Regions from separate parts of the Homo sapiens genome. Here region 1 is linked to region 2. A link is a contact called in ENCODE Hi-C or POLR2A ChIA-PET data. All regions are on one chromosome and are shown on one strand. The core of a region is the stretch at or near the end of the contact, and the rest is flanking DNA. Distances in the headings are between cores, read along the strand shown.

The links. A loop is a pair of places that touch in the nucleus more often than their neighbours do. ChIA-PET counts read pairs that join two places held with the same protein, here RNA polymerase II (POLR2A). Pooled maps may share reads with other maps.
Region 1: a map of psoas muscle shows a loop between it and region 2 (3-fold over the local background). The contact joins the enhancer-like site here to the promoter of SPATA41 in region 2. A Hi-C loop is called at or near these places in 2 of 168 maps with a recorded cell type or tissue (gastrocnemius medialis and psoas muscle), 1 of 37 single-sample maps with no recorded cell type and 4 of 50 pooled maps. POLR2A ChIA-PET finds 5 or more read pairs at or near these places in 1 of 52 experiments (RWPE1).

The regions. Positions count from the first base shown.
Region 1 is chr15:100,427,832-100,430,599 of GRCh38, forward strand. All of the region lies in intron 11 of CERS3 (ceramide synthase 3), which reads right to left. All of the region lies in intron 4 of CERS3-AS1 (CERS3 antisense RNA 1), which reads left to right. Among named protein-coding and RNA genes, the nearest start is that of CERS3-AS1, 56 kb to the left of the region's middle. Within about 2 kb of position 1,445, at least 3 of the 41 ENCODE cell types and tissues checked have a DNase peak (open chromatin) inside an H3K27ac peak, as active enhancers do; they include gastrocnemius medialis and psoas muscle, where a contact is called at or near this core.
Region 2 is chr15:100,349,205-100,351,983 of GRCh38, forward strand. It overlaps SPATA41 (spermatogenesis associated 41), which reads right to left and starts at 1,514. Exons shown (of 2, transcript NR_028139.1): 1 at 1-1,514. LOC105371021 (a long non-coding RNA gene) reads left to right here and starts at 402. Exons shown (of 3, transcript XR_007064777.1): 1 at 402-478; 2 at 1,171-1,741; 3 at 2,475-2,779. RefSeq lists an enhancer at 682-941.

The DNA.
Region 1 (2,768 bases), core at 195-2,694, 79 kb after region 2:
CCTGCCGAGAGACAGGTGAAGGTGGCCACCCCCAGGATGGGAACAGTTTTACTGAGTTAGACTCAGAAGGTAAAGAGGTCAGGTGGTGAAAAAAGCAATGAGAGAGCCACGTCACTAAGTGAATTAGAATGAATGAGGAACCACTGTTTGGCAGAGTCAAAACGGCCTCCCCTGGTGTGTCCTTCCCAGCCCTCATGGTACATAACAGTGAAGGAACTGAAGGTTATAGTGCAGAGTGCTATCAGAGTAAATGTTTTCTCAGATTGGGATTACAACTGACAAATTTGCTACAATCTCATTTTCTCCATCCATCAAAACTTTTCAATGCAGTTGCCTTATCTCAAAAGGAAATGGCTGGCAACTGTTTTCTTTCAAAACCATTATCATTTGAATAATTTTAAATGCCAATATTTCCATGTAAAGAAATACTAACCAGCTAATTTTGGAGAGCTTGGTTTCTCAAGGAATCATGTGTTTGGCTGTTCCTGCATAAATCAAAGTTTCCCCTGGATGAGAAGACACTGGCAGTGGGAAAGCAATGAATAATTTGGGAAAAACACCTTGCCACAAAGGACAATCAACCAAAAGACAGACAGTTCATTCATTCACCCCAAGGTTCACAACCTCGGCACTGTGGATATTTTGGGCCAGGTGATTCCGGGACCTTGCTGCCCATTGTGGGACGTCTAGCAGTAAGCACCTCCAGTTATCTGTATCATACTAGTGGCACCTCCCACTTGTGACAGACAAAAATGTCTCCACAGATTGTCAAATATCCTTGAAGGCCAAAACTGCTCCAGTTGAGAACCACCAGTTCAAAAAATCCTTTTAATACCCTGTGCCCTGTGCAAGACATTGGAGATATAATGGTCTGTTCTCAAATAACTTACAATCTATTGAAAGAACTGAATGCTACAGAATCAAACACACAATAAGAAATACATCGTTACAGGTTTGATGCATGTTAGGAAGTAGAGAATACTATGATATTTAAATAGAGGAATCTCACTTAGATGAGGCTGATGCCAGGAAGGCCTTAAGGAAATGAACTCAAGTTGTAACCTATAGTTTAACAGGAGTAGCCGGAGAAGAGTGGAATAAACCTTTCAAGAAGAAACAACGTGGGCAGAGGCCCTGCGATGTGAGAGCCTTGCATGCTCGGGGATTAGCAAGGACAGCACAGCTAATGAATGCTGAGAAAGGCAGGGCCTGACCCCAGGTGAGGCCTCAAATAAGCACAGATCAGATAATGAATTTCACAGGTCATGGTCAGAAATTCAAATTCATTTCTAAACCCAACTAGAAGCCACTTTATAGCACTGTTTTGGGTGTTTGCAGTGTATCAGTGAGAAAACAGACAAGGTGTTTGTCCTCAGTGAGCTTCTGCACCGGGGGAGCTGGTTTCTATAGCAGTGCTCTCTGCCACTGTGTGGAAATGGCTGGAAGGAGCCCAGCTGGCATACTTGGGAGGCCGAGGTCACAGTCCAGGAGGGAAACTCTGGAGGCTATCGGAGTAGCACTGCGATGTGGAAGGGGTATTACGTAAGAAACAGCAGTATCTGTAGACCTACAGGTTTGAAAGGGACCTTTAAGTGTCTTCTAATCCAGTTTCTATTTGATGGTGATAGGCTCTTTACAACAACCCTAGCAGAAGACGCACACCCCTGCCTGTGTCTCTGCAGTCATTCACTATCTGCTTCCTTTCATATTTGGGGCTGATCTCTGCCTCCCTGGAGCGCCCACGCATTCCTCCAAGTTCTACCCCTTTGTACCAGGCAAAAGAAGTCTGTGTACTCCCTTCAAACATTGGTTAATTTTCCAAACATTTAAAGATAATGAACTCCTCTTCCAGCTAAACATTCCCCCATCCTTCAGTTGATCCTCACATGACACAGCACGGAAAAGCTTCACCATCTGTGTTTCTTAAATAAACATACTTATCCACAGCCATCACCCCGTATTGTACAATATGTGTAACACAACCAGCATCACTCAATTAATACACAAATTCCCACCACTTTAATCTCCACCAAAAGAAAAGGTGAGCACAATAAATTTAAAGTCAAATCCGGATGTCTACACTTTTGGCTTTACTTTTGGTGTATTTTTTTTTATATATTTATATATATATATGCTTATACATAATTCACTTGGGCTTCATCTGTATTCCTCAAAAATGATTGCAAGAATGACCAAAAAAGCCGGGCGCGGTGGCTCACACCTGTAATCCCAGCACTTTGGGAGGCAGAGGTGGGCGGATCACGAGGTCAGGAGATCGAGACCATCCTGGCTAACACGGTGGAACCCTGTCTCTACTAAAAATACAAAAAGTTAGCCAGTTGTGGTGGGGGGCGCCTGTAGTCCCAGGTACTCGGGAGGCTGAGGCAGGAGAATGGCGTGAACCCGGGAGGCGGAGCTTGCAGTGAGCCGAGATCACGCCACTGCACTCCAGCCTGGACGACAGAGCGAGACTCCGTCTCAAAAAAAAAAAGAATGACCAAAAGAAAACAAAAACAAAAACAAAAAACTTGACAATGAGAAAAAAAATACATTCTAATGTTAATAAGATAAAATGCTCATTTGAACTAAATGAACAATCTTTGCCCACAGCATTTCCTTACACCTCTGGGAATGACATCTGTACTACAGCTTCCATAAAATCATAGTGCTGTGTTTTTGAAGTGCTGTAACTAAATGCTGTGCTTGGGAATCTGTGGCTTTGCAGAAATGTCAAAAGCCCAGAAGATTGTGAATTACTCATAATGTCC
Region 2 (2,779 bases), core at 264-2,763:
CTTCAGAGCCCTCAGGGTCAAAGCAGTTTGTTACCCTTGAGATAGACAAAGCTCCTAACCTCTCCAGCTTTTTGCCGACAGCTCGATTCTGATGGGCACTGACCTTTTCCGACCCTGTTTTCAGGAGCCGACTCCTGGCAGGTTGGTTGTAGGGGCCCTCTTGAGTGCTTCACACACAGCAGTCCTGTTGGGGTGAAGGTCACCGTCACTGTGATAATTGTTGTCGTCGTTGAAACCACCCAGCCCGAAAGCAGCATGGGCTGTGCCCAGAGCCGCCGTGCCAGAAGCCCACGCTTAGAAATAGAGGGCCGAAGACCAAAGAGGACTGCGGGTTCTTGGGCCAAACGTGACCCTCTCAAATCCCCCAACTCGGGGATTTCGTTAGCTGGGGACTGGTGTGCCCGGGTTCCAAGACCCCTGCGTAGACTCTGTCTATAGGTGGAAGAAGGCCTTTGCCCCGAGGCATCCAGAGGTAACGGTGAGAGGAACAAGGGCACGTGGGGGATCCCACCACAGCCTCCCCTGAGACCCTCTTCACGCTGGTTGCAGGAGTAGCCAACCCCGCTCCCTGGCAGCCCGTGAGATGCCACATCCCCTCCAGCAGGGGGCGGCCGGCATCGGTCCCGTCTTCCTAAACCGGCGTTGGTGGGAAATGCCGGCACCAGCTCCCTCCCCGCTCCAGAGCCCTGTTTTCCCCATTTGTATTTCACTACTTTCCTGTTGAGCTTGGATTCCAGCCTCAAATTCCGCGATTTGGCCGGCATCCTAATCCCCGAGTGACTCTTGCCAACCACTCTCTGTGGGGCCTGTGTGCTTCCTCCTGGGTTCTGGGGCGCTGGCGGCGTCCGCTTCACCGGGAACGGGAGCCCCAGCCTCCCGAGGCCTTCCTGCCTGGCTCTGGGAATGGCCACTGTCCAGAAAGCCCCGCGGCCGTCCATGCTCGCTCGCTCAGTCAGGCCCTTGTGGGGATATTGCAGAACGAGTCCGAGTTACTATCCCTTTAAATACAGGCGTTTCGGCCTAGCTGCCGCCGGTCCAATCCGCAGCGCTTCCGTGCCCCACTTTCCCGCGTCAGCCTGGCTCCGGCCTCCACCAGGGGGTGCTAGTGAGATCCCAGCCAGCCTCAGAGCTGAGCGTCCAGGGCCTTCAAATGTCCCCATCCTTGAAAAGGCAACTCCAGTGGCATCTTCTGCGGGGAGACCAGAAGCAGCATCTGACGAGGAGACAGCACTGGCGGTCCCGACACAACTGAATCGGCAGGATGAGGGCCCTTAGTGTTAGGCACCGGCGGAGCTGCATCCCACCCCGTCTCGTCCCCTGAGAACAGCTGTGAGAAGCCGCCTATTTTTCATCGTTCTGCAACACACCTTTCCCTTCCTTGGGATATTTCTCCTCTTTCAGCATTGCCGCATCAGGGTTCCAAAGCCCCGTTTCTCTCCTAGTTCTTTCTTTGCTCAAGAAAAGCAGCTTGTCTGATAAACTAAGCTATGTATGATTCGCTGCCAGTACAGACTGAAAAACAAAATAAACTCCCAATTCACAGTCCTCCGTTGCGTAACAGTGAGCAGACGTTCTGAGAAATGCATCGTCAGGCAATTGCATCATTGTGCAAACAATATAGAGTGTACTTACCCAAACCTAAACAGCACAGCCTACTACACACCCAGGCTGTAGGCTGTGCTTCTAGACTACAAACCTGTACAGTGTGGTACTGAACACTGTAGGCAACTGTAACACAATGGTAAGTATTTGTGTATCTAAACATAGAAAAGATACAGTAAAAATATGGTATGAAAGATTGAAACTGGTGCACCTGCCTAGGGCACCTACCGTAAGCTTGGAGCTTACGGGACTGAAAGTTGCTCTGGGTGAGTCAGTAAGTGAGTGGTGAGTAAATACGAAGGCCTAGGACATTACTGTACACTACTGTAGACTTTAAAACCCTGTACACTAGGCCCACACTCAATTTATTTTTAAAAATTTTCTTTCCTTCAATAATATATTCACTTTAGCTTACTGTAACTTTTCTACCTTAAGAATTTTTAAATTTTTTGACTCTTTTAATAACAGCTTGAATACACAAACACATTGTACAGCTATACAAAAATATTTTCATTCTTCATATCCTTATTCTATAAGCTTTTTTCCTACTTTTGAAGTTGTTTATTTTTTACATTTTAAACTTTTTGTCAAATATTAAGACACAAACACACATTAGCCTAGGCCTATACAGGGTCAGGATCATCAATACCACTGTCTTCTGCTTTCACATCTTGTCCCACTGGAAGGTCTTCAATGGTAATAACACACATTCTTAGTAAATGCAAATAGTCATGGCTCAGACTGATATAGTAATGATAGACTATTCAATATGTGGTATTGGACAGCTGTTTATATATTTGTACGAACCTAAGTTAGATTCTGTGGTGGTTCAAAAATATATCCTCTAATTATGACCTGCTTCCCTTCAACAGGTGTACCTAATTCCTCTGCCTAGAAAGTGTGCTGGAATTACTGCCTGGCTTCTGATGAATAGGGCGTATTGAGAGTGATGCTTTGTGAGTTCTGAGGCTAGGTCATAGAAAGGATTGAACTTATTCCTGAATGTTGCTCTTGGATCACTTGCTTTTTTGGGAACCACCAGCCATGTCATGAGGACACTCAAGCAACCCTGCAGAGAAGCACATGTGTGGAGAGGCACTTCTTGGAAAGGAGGCCAACTTGCCAGAACCAACTAATTTGTCATGTGAGTGAGTCATTTTGGAAGCAGATCCTCTAC